2 separate regions of the Homo sapiens genome follow, and region 1 is linked to region 2. A link is a loop called in an ENCODE intact Hi-C map of the cell type or tissue named here. Cell type or tissue: GM12878. All regions are shown on one strand. Links, peaks and the distances in the headings refer to the core of each region. The heading gives the core; the rest is flanking DNA.

Evidence for each region. Peaks named below come from ENCODE experiments on the same cell type or tissue, not always from the same donor. Only the 100,000 strongest peaks of a DNase experiment are listed, where the experiment ranks them.
Region 1: a loop joins it to region 2, with 4 times the contacts of the local background. A loop is called at or near these places in 4 of 110 quality-filtered maps.

The regions. Positions count from the first base shown.
Region 1 is chr6:129,604,586-129,609,969 of GRCh38, forward strand. ARHGAP18 (Rho GTPase activating protein 18) reads right to left here. Exons shown (of 15, transcript NM_033515.3): 9 at 3,308-3,467; 10 at 1,292-1,374. Among named protein-coding and RNA genes, the nearest start is that of ARHGAP18, 100 kb to the right of the region's middle. In GM12878, for the core only: no CTCF peak of the experiment used is centred there; a DNase peak (open chromatin) is centred at 2,226; H3K4me3 peaks cover 315 bases; H3K27ac peaks cover 3,919 bases.
Region 2 is chr6:129,880,074-129,885,457 of GRCh38, forward strand. All of the region lies in intron 3 of LOC105377999 (a long non-coding RNA gene), which reads left to right. Among named protein-coding and RNA genes, the nearest start is that of TMEM244, 21 kb to the left of the region's middle. RefSeq lists enhancers at 2,425-2,654, 2,705-2,754. In GM12878, for the core only: no CTCF peak of the experiment used is centred there; a DNase peak (open chromatin) is centred at 2,608; H3K4me3 peaks cover 844 bases; H3K27ac peaks cover 1,268 bases.

The DNA.
Region 1 (5,384 bases), core at 230-5,229, 280 kb before region 2:
GCCCCACTTTGTCCTGGGCCATATGTCCCTGTCTCAGCCACAATCTACACACACTTACACAGTAGCCCTGGGCACACACTCTTTGAATATAACCCTTTCTGAGTTGACCTCTGTCTCAAAAGCAAATTGAAATAAAACCTAATGCTGTCTTCTGGGTTATTCATTTGACAACCAGTGAAGCAAAAGGCTTTTTTTCTGATTTAGGAAAGGGAATAACCCTTTGGAAGTTCTCCTGTAGCGGACGTAGCGTTTTACCTCCAGTAATCCCCATAAGCTGCTTCATCAAGAAAAGTTGAGTATTAATATTCATTCCATGGGCATTAAAGAACTATCACTCATGCAGTTACAATTCAAGGAGTTTTAATGAATTACAGGAAAAAAATTCCAAGATGTACCAACTAGTAAATTTGTTTTCTTAACTTGAAAGCTCTTGTCATGAGATTTCATCTTAAATAGAAAAAAATGAAGAGGGTAAAGAAGCCCTTTACCCATATAAAAAATATTTTTAAGGCAAGGGAAAAACTTAAGATAATACTTTTACTAAGTTAATTTTTTTTCCTTTTTCTAAGAGTTTATAATTAAACCTTTTACAACTACTCTATAAACTCTGCTGTTAAGGAAAATAAATCAGTGTGGCACAATCCCTGATTATAAGAGCTTCTGACAACACTTAAAGTAGATGATATTAAGTTATATAAACATTAGAGCAAATCACTTCAAAATGGTGATATAAATCAGAAACTCCGGATGAACCCTTAGAGAAATAATTAGAATTTGTTTGAGTTGGTCTATCTTTTGGCTAACAATTGTGTCAAATCACCATTATGACTCACTTCAAAATCTACCATTTCAAACTACAAACTGTCATATCTTTAGGTAGTAGTGGGTTATATTTGATAAAACTTAGGATTTTTGTTTTAAACATTTATATTTTACCTTACTGCTACCTGCTTATTAAATATAATTTGATAAATGCAAAAAAAAGAAATAAGAAGGAGAAAAAAAACAAAAAACCACCCACGTTTCCATTAACCGACGAACCTCAATCGTCTGGTTTGGAAGAAGAAATGTTACAGTGAAAATTAAAAAAAACAAAAACTTAATAACATTAGTAACATAACAACCTCATAAAGAGTTAAAGGCTTTCACCCTCTGTCCTTAAAAGTAGGCTTTTTCTTTATAGACTTTTATGACCATGTCCAAGATACACATCTTATTGTTTTGCCACAAATAATGAAAAATTACTGTGCTTACTTCTAAGGGATATTTAATGTAAATTAACCAAGCTGACCTTCAGTGTGTCCCTGTTTGCATCAGGTAGGAGGATGACAAGAAGGTTCAAAGCCTGTAGTTGCTGCTTCTTGGTTGGAAGATCTGCAGACAAATTAAATAAATCTGAACTCTTTTCTTCAGTGAACATTTTCCTTTACTTTATTTTTTCACTTTTTAAGAAAAAAGTTATTTGGCATAAACATGACTGTAAAATGTAAGACACAACGACTGAGCTGCAAGCCTTGTTGAGAGTGTGTTTGTGGGAGATCAGCAGAAGCAGCTGCTGTTAGGAGCTTCCTCTCTCTCAGAATGCTCACTTCCAACTGTGATCATATGACGTGCGGCCTTATGTTTGCAGACACACAACAGTGCTTTGGAAATAATTTTAACTTCTGCGTGATAATTATTCCCCAATGAAAAGACATAGAGGATTGGACCTTCCATGATACAGTATCAGGGTGCGTCCGTAACAGTGGTTTGTTTCTTTTAATGGCGAGTGAACAAATGCATGGTAAGAGTCCATCAGTTCCAACAGGAATATGTAAAATAGGGCCTGGAACACAATAGGTGCTTATAAATGCCTGTGGAATAAATTAGAAAACGAAGCAGCAGCTCAACAGTCTAAGAGGTGCATTATTATCATTGATGTTATCATTTTCAGCAGCCCTTACCCCATTTAAGTAATACTCATGGATATTTAGAATCATTCCAGCATTTCTTTTTCAGCAATAAATTTGGTCCTTTAATCCATATCCAGGAAATGTATGCAACGTAGCACAATTTAAACATTAAAAAATATTTCCCACAGAAGGTAATTTATTCTATTTAAAGAAGAAACATGTTAAGAAAAAAATACTTTAAACAGAAGAGATTTCAGTTCCGTCTCTCCTAGAAATTCTGAAGAAATGTCATGATACGAGATGACTCATGAAACCATCTCAATATTGTATGTGTTAAGAATAGCCTGGTACAGTTCTGGTTGAAACTGTAGCTCACCGCAATTTATTCTTTTTTTTTTTTTGAGTCAGAGTCTCACTCTGTCTCCCAGGCTGGAGTACAGTGGTGTGATTTTGGCTCACTGCAACCTCCACCTCTCAGGTTCAAGTGATTCTCTGCCTCAGCCTCCCGGATAGCAGGGATCACAGGTGCGCACCACTATGCCTGGCTAATTTTTGTATTTTTAGTAGAAATGGGATTTCACCATATTGGCCAGGTTGGTCTTGAACTCCTGACCTCAAGTGATCTGCCCGCCTCAGCCTCCCAAAGTGCTGGGAGCTCACCATAATTATTAATAGTGCCCCTTTTCATTCTTATAAGTGTCCCTGTTTAAAAGATAAAGATACAGTTACTTGAAGGCAGTGATGGCATTTTTACTTTTCTTCATGGCCTCTAGGTGTAAAATGGATAATTAGGCCAGTAGATAAACCTTATAAGATCTAGGTTCACTGGAAAAAGAATCGAGAACTATTAGAGACACTAATGTGTAGCTTGCCCAAGACGACAAAATGGCAGTACATAAGAAGCAGCTTGTGACCTTCCACCAATGAGGCAGCAAAATGCTTTGCTCCACACTTCTGCATGACAACCTCAGAATTTAATTTTTCAAGAAATGCTCAGAGACCCTACCACTTCTCCTTGTGCTTTTATGATAACTGTTCATCCACAGCTTCTCCAGTAAGTGTTGCTTTTTAACACTTGGCAAGAAAATTGTATCAGAGATCTTATGTGACTCATTCTATTATAAGAGAAACATGAAGTTTCCAGGTTTTAACACTGAAATATATTGTATTGCTTAAATGTCGTGCAATTAATCTGTACCCAAAGAGAACATTCTGTTATCTGTTTACTCAGGAATGCATATTTATAAGAAAAACAGAAAACAATGCATGGCAGCTGAGCACCCACTGACATCAGTTGAGTCAATATGTCCACCCAAATACGTCTGGTTGCGTTCTTTGTGATGCCAAATGTCATTAAAACAATTAACATAGATGGCACCAGCAGAAGGACTGCTTCAAAGAGGGATAGCACTTACTCTGGACAGCCTGAAAGGCTTTGAGATACTCCACACTGAGCAGTGGCTGGGGCAACTCCCGAATGAAGAGCTTCAGCAGGCTGGCGGCATCATGCTGTTTGACACTTTCCCAATTAAAAGTCCCTTCATAAAACTTTGCTTCTAGTTCTTGGCAAAGATTCTGATAGGCACGAAAAAAAAAAAAAAAAAAAAAAGAAGCAGCTAGAAGTGCATTTTTTTTCTTGCTGAGAGTATGACACATTTTCACTTTCAAGAGACTCTGCTCTTTAGACAAGACAAATCAGACTACCAAAAGTCAATATTTCTTTTACTCAGAAAAAAAACTACTCCTCTCCTCTAATCCAAATGTACTTTACCAACAAAAAACTGTACCTAAGGCCAAAAAACATTTTAAAATTTATACTTTTTCCTGGACATTCCACAAACTGTAAGTAATAAAGTTTTAATTAAGAGACTGGTTAAAATAATTGTTCCATTTGGGGGCTTCATCTACATATTATAAATCTTCGTTAAATTAAGAAAAAAATCATTAAAAAAGAAGTATATGTTTTAAATTTAGAAGTATATTACATAAAAAAATACATAATCAGTCTCTGGGACTAAAACAGAAGGCTACCTCTGATTAGTCACCTACGGGAAATGGAAAACCCAATTTTATAGTAAACGAGGCAAGAAAATACATCAATATACCTGTCTTTAATGCACAGCCATCCTGCTGCCAGCTGCAAAAAACAGTCTGAGTCCATGCAGAATTAGAAATATCTAGTTCACTTACCTCAGAACTCTACAAAATTTGTCAGGCAAATTATTACTAATAAATCAATTGAGTTTTGTAATTACTATTTTTTGTATACTTCTTTACTATATATAAATCCTATCACGTTAAAAACCATCACAAGTTTCTGTCACTTTCCTCTGTTACATGAAACCATTCTCCCAAAGTATGTTCTTTGTTTTCTTGTAAGGCAAATTACCACATTTTCTCTTCCTAACACAACAACCATTCTCTACCCCCAATTATTTTTGTAATTGATGAAATAGGTGAAGGGGAGTGGCAAAGACAGAAAAAGAAATAGAGAGGAGGGAAGAGGGAGTGAGAAAAGGAGGAAGAGGAAAAAAAAAAGAGGAGGGAGGAAAAGATAGAAAAAGGGAGTGGGAGATAGGGAGGGAAGGAAGAGGAGAGAGAGGGGGCATGGAGGGAAAGAATGAGGGGGGAAAGAATGAGCAGGGAAAGAATGAGGGAGGAAAGGACAACAGAGGAAGATCCAGAGAAGAGAGGCAGAAAAAATGGAGGGAGAGGGAGAGAGAATAGTACAGAGAAATTTGGTGGGGCCAGGGGGAAAAGAGACAACCAACATTTTTGCATATTATCTTTTAAATTATTTATAATGGACCAGCTGCTGCATAATTTGGCATATGACAACAGGCTGGGTTGAAGAGTTGAGCCAGCTGAATCCACTTAATTGGCCTTCTTAGAAATTACACTTAGTTAAACTTGTCCTTCTGCCAGCCTTCTCGTTGCAAAGTAAAATCTGCATTATATTCACTATTCTGTACTGAAGTAAATGTATTTTTGCCTCCTGTGAGCTGGCCATTGCAGTCTGCTAGTGAGGGCCCGAGTGCTTTGAACTCGGTGAATTGAGGACTATCTTGCCAATGTGGGTAATATGAAGTTATGTTTGTTACCTGTTTCTGAGGAATTATATCTTTGTTAGTGAATGTACTTAAAAGAACTCGTCTCAGAATCACACAATGTCCACTAGTGGCAAACGTGCTATAGGTGTTACATGAAGTGAGACAATGACAAGCTATGAAACTTACAAACACCACAGTTTCAGGGAGCTCTAAGTACCAGACACCAAACCCAGGGGACACAAGTGGAAAATTATGATCAGAATATATCAGGTTACTCGAATCCTATTAAAATGAGATCACTATGTAGTAAGAGCCAAGGAGGCCGAAACTGGTGTCCTAAATCAAGGCAACTTATCAAAAAAAGCAGGTGATGCAAACTGTGAAATGTATAAAGAGTAATTCCAATCCTGGCAACACCACAGCCCATTAGAAGCAGGCCAGG
Region 2 (5,384 bases), core at 148-5,147:
TTCAGTTGTTTAGAATAGCTTCAGATGGAATGGTACCAGCTCCTCTTTGTAGGTTTGGTAGAACTTGGCTGTGAATCTGTCTGGTCCTGGGCCTTTTTTGGTTGATAGGCTATTAATTATTGCCTCAATTTCAGAACTTGTTATTGGTCTGTTCAGGGATTTGACTTCTTCCTGGTTTAGTCTTGGGAGGGTGTATGTGTCCAGGAATTTATCCATTTCTTCTAGATTTTCTAGTTTATTTGTGTAGAGGTGTTTATAGTATTCTCTGGTGGTATTTTGTATTTCTACGGGGTCAGCGATGATATTCCCTTTATCATTTTTTATTGTGTCTATTTGATTCTTCTCTCTTTTCTTCTTAATTAGTGTAGCTAGCAGTCTATCTATTTTGTTAATTTTTTTTGAAAAACCAGCTCCTGGATTCATTTATTTTTTTGAAGGGTTTTTCGTATCTCTATCTCCTTCAAGTCTGCTCTCATCTTAATCATTTCTTTTCTTCTGCTAGCCTCTGGATTAGTTTGCTTTTGCTTCTATAGCTCTTTTAATTGTGATGTTAGGTTGTCGATTTTAGATCTTTCCTACTTTCTGATGTGGGCATTTCATGCTATAAACTTCCCTCTTAACACTGCTTTAGCTGTGTCCCACAGATTCTGGTACATTGTCTCTTTGTTCTCATTGGATTCAAAGAATTTCCTGGTTTCTGCCTTAATTTCATTATTTACCCAGGAGTCATTCAGGAGCAGGTTGTTCAATTTCCATGTAATTGTGTGGTTTTGAGTGAGTTTCTTAATCCTGAGTTCTGATTTGATTGCAGTGTAGTCTGAGAGACTGTTTGTTATGATTTCAGTTCTTTTGCATTTGCTGAGGAGTGGTTTACTTCCAAATATGTGATTGTTTTTAGAATAAGTGCCACGTGGCACTGAGAAGAATGTATATTCTGTTGATTTGGGGTGAAGAGTTCTGTAGATGTCTATTAGGTCCACTTGATCCAGAGCTGAGTTCAAGTCCTGAATATCCTTGTTAATTTACTGTCTTGTTGATCTGTCTGATATTGACAGTGGGGTGTTAAAGTCTACCACTGTTATTGTGTGGGAGTCTAAGTCTCTTTGTAGGTCTCTAAGAGCTTGTTTTATGAATCAGGGTGCTCCTGTATCAGGTGCATATATATTTAGGATAGTTAGCTCTTCTAGTTGAATTGATCCTTTCACCATTATGTAATGCCCTTTTTTGTCTTTTTTGATCTTTGTTGGTTTAAAGTCTGTTTTGTCAGAAAGTAGGATTGCAACCCCTGCTTTTTTTTTTTTTTTTTTTTTTTTTTTTTTGCTTTCCATTTGCTTGGTAAGTTTTCCTCCATGCCTTTATTTTGAGCCTATGTGTGTCTTTCTACATGAAATGGGTCTCCTGAATACAGCCCACTGATGGGTCTTGACTCTTTATCCAGCTTGCTTGTCATCATGATGCTATCTGGTTATTTTGCACATTAGTTGATGCAGTTTCTTTATGGTGTCATTGGACTTTATATTTTGGGTTGTTTTGCAGTGACAGGTACCAGTTTTTCCTTTCCAGTTTGCTCTTGCAAGGCAGGCCTGACGGTGAGAAAATCCCTCAGCATTTGCTTTCCTGGAAAGGATTTTATTTCTCCTTCACTTATGAAGCTTAGTTTTGACTGGATATGGAATTCTGGGTTGAAAATTCTTTTCTTTAAGAATGTTGAATATTGGCCCTCAATCTCTTCTGGTTTGTAGAGTTTCTGCTGCAAAGTCCGCTGTTAGTCTGATGGGCTTCCCTTTGTAGGTGACCTGGCCTTTCTCTCTGGCAGCCTTTAACATTTTTTCCCTTCATTTTGACCTTGGAGAATCTGATGATTATGTGTCTTGTGGTTAATCTTCTCTGGGAGTATCTTAGAGGTGTTCTCTGTATTTCCTGAATTTGCACATTGGCCTGTTTGCTAGGTTGGGGAATTTCTCCTGGATAATGTCCTGAAGTGTGTTTTCCAGCCTTTTTCCATTCTCCCAGTGTCCTTCAGGTACTCCAGTCAATTGTAGGTTCAGTCTTTTTACATAGTCCCATATTTCTCGGAGGCTTTGTTCATTCCTTTTCATTATTTTTTCTCTAATCTTGTCTGCATGCCTTATTTCAGCAAGATGGTCTTCAAACTTTGATATCTTTTCTTCCACTTGGTCGATTTGGCTATTGATACTTGTGTATGCTTCATGAAGTTCTCATGCTGTGTTTTTCAGCTCCATCAGGTCATTCATATTCCTCTCTAAACTGGTTATTCTAGTTAGCAGCTACTCTAATGTTTTATCAAGGTTCTTAACTTCTTTGCATTGGGTTAGAATATGCTCCTTTTGCTCAGTGGAGTTTTTTATTACCCATCTTCTGAAGTCTACTTCTGTCAATTCGTCCATCTCATCCTCTGGCCAGTTCTGCACCGTTGCTGGAGAGTCATCGTGATCATTTGTAGGAGAAGAGGCACTCTGACCTTTTGGGTTTTCAGTGTTTTTTTGTTGATTCTTTCTAATCTTCTTGATTTTGTCTAGTTTCAATCTTTGAAGCTGCTGATCTTTGGATGGGGTTTTTGTGGGGACTTTTTGTTGTTGATGTTGCCGTTGTTGTTGCTTTCTGTTTGTTTTTCCTTCAACGTTCAGTTCCTCTTCTGTAGGGCTGCTGCGGTTTGCTGGGGGTTCACTTCAGGCCCTATTCATCTGGTTCACTCTGGTGCCTGGATATGTCACTCAAGGAGGCTGGAGAGCGGCAAAGATGGGTGCCTGCTTTTTCTTCTGGGATCTCTGACCTCGAGGGGCACCAACAGCCTCCCTTGGCTGGGGTGTGGGGGCTCCCCTGCCCCACTGTGGCTCTCAGGCGGGCCACCTAACCACACTACTCTTCCTTCCCCTCCGTGGATCACTGGAGAGATTTATTGACTTTCTGAAGGTTATATAAGCAACTCAAGGCATGACCTAAGAATAAAATGCAAGCTAATAATTACCAAACCAATTTTTCATCCTCAAAAAGTAATTCAGTTTAATTTCTAGGTTAATTTAAAATTAATAAAAGATGTCAGATGAATAGCTCAGAAAGCTCCTACCTTCTTAATCTACAATCCAAACAATAACATGCTTTAAATAACATCATTTACAAATGAGCTAAAACTGTGTCATCTTCATGGCCATAACTCAGGACACTGGCTGAATTATATATGTCTAAGAAATTCAGTCAGATCAATTTATTGAGGCTTCTTAAAATGCCATGATGAATAGAAAACTTTGAGTGGGAGTTGGGAGGGGGCACCTAGACAGGCTATGTAAATCGAAATGATTAAATCGCTTTGGTCATGTTTCATTATTCTGTGGTCATTTTGCCACAGACTCTATTTCTAAATTTGCTTTCTGGTTTTCTTAACATATTATATAACTGGGAGGCAGCAGTTTGGAGGGGCACATTGGACAGGGAAACCAGGATTCATTCTTGGCTTTCCTACTAACTGAATGACTTGGGATCATTTCTTTAAACTTTCTGATCTGCAGTTACTTCATTTGTCATATAATGACTTATCTTGATGATAAGCAAATCCTACTATTAAAATATAGATATGACCCAGTTGAGTTGATGTGGTGGTTAAGATATTTGACTCTGGAGCCTGATTATAGATTCAAATCCCAGCTACTTACCACTTAATAATCACATAACTTTGGGAGATTTGCTTAACTTATCTGTATGTATCAGTCCCTTCATCTTCAAAACATGAATAATTATAGCAACTACCTCTGAGAGTTCATATGAGAACTCAGTAATACAGTTTTTGCCTGACATATGGTAGGTACCCACTAAATCTTAGCTGCCAATAGTATAACACTCCTTATAAGTGCAATAGAAATGTATTACATGAGATCCTTCAATTCATCTAATCTAGGAAACCTTGGGATTAATGTTTTTATTGAATCTATTTGAGCACTATTTAGCTCAGTATCTTCACTGGCAGCAATGACTTATTCTCATGATGAAATTTGCTTCATTTTCTAAATAAGTTTTTTATACTTAGAAAGGCCTTCATTTTATCTTTATCTTCCTGTTTCAAACCTGCTTTCAGAAAAACACTGAAAGAGTTGCTAATATTGTTATGATTATATTCGATTGGCTTTCAACATATGCTTCAAGTTTTATGAGATCCTAAAATTTGTACATTAGCTTTTTAAAAAATTATTTTGAATCACATCAGTCATTCTGTTAAATAAAAATTTTGACTATACGACCAAAGACAGTGTTGAAATTTGGCATTGTGTGGCTCTCTCTTGGTCTGCCAAGGGAGGTTAATTATCAGAAAAGCAGAAAATCCTCAGTGCAACATGATTCACCCTAAGGAGGTCCTTCAGCTGTTTCCAGAGGGCAACTGGAATACTAAGCAAGCCTTTAGTATAAAAAGAATTTTTATTAATGTAAAAAAATTTTTTTATTAGTATCCAAAATTTAATATCACATCTTAAATTACTTCAGTTCCCATATGACAAAGGTAAAATTAAATAAGATTTCAACATAAATGCAGATATGGCACCGCACAGGTTATAATAATTTGACAATGAAATAGTCTTTCATGTCAAGAGGAAATATGTTAAAACAATACAAGGCATAAAAAGATTTCTTTATTCGAGTTAATGAAAGAGTGGCAAGTACCGATGCAAAAGAGATCTATATAATTATACCAGAGATAAAAAGATAAACCTGTCAATGTCGCAAATTTGTGATACTTTAGGAAGTTGTAGTCTTTCCTGAATTTAAATAAACAAGATAAAAAAAAACCTGACAACTCTTGGAAAAATCGATCCTTCCAGACCACACTTTGTTAGGGAAGAATAGATTTTTTAAAAATATTGAAATGCTAATTTTTGAGACGGGTTACTGAAGTAGTTGAAGTTTATGATTATTATCTTATGTAGCCCTAATATAAAAGGGGAATGATTTTGTGTATCTTTAATTACCTTTTCATCATACCTAAGTAAGCTTAGGGTTTATTTTAAGTTTCTGATTTAAAACACACATTGCAGGGAAATCAGAGCAATAACTGGATTTTAACATCAAACATTCTGATGAAGAAAGCACCTCATCAATTTGAAGTGTTTTCCAAATATGCAAAGTGATTGGAAGATGTAAGTTAAAGGAGCATTTCAACCCCAATTTTTGACATAAAGCATTTCTGAATTCCATGCAATAAAAGGATCTTAGCTTTAATGTTTTCTCATAAAGCCTTATATAATTTGAAGTATCTAACTAATTTTGTCCAAACTAAATATAAAAATAAATTACATATGAAATTCATGTATTGACAGCTAAAGATGAAAAGGAATATGTTTGTGGCATTGGATCAAACCAGTTAGTGCAATTTAAAT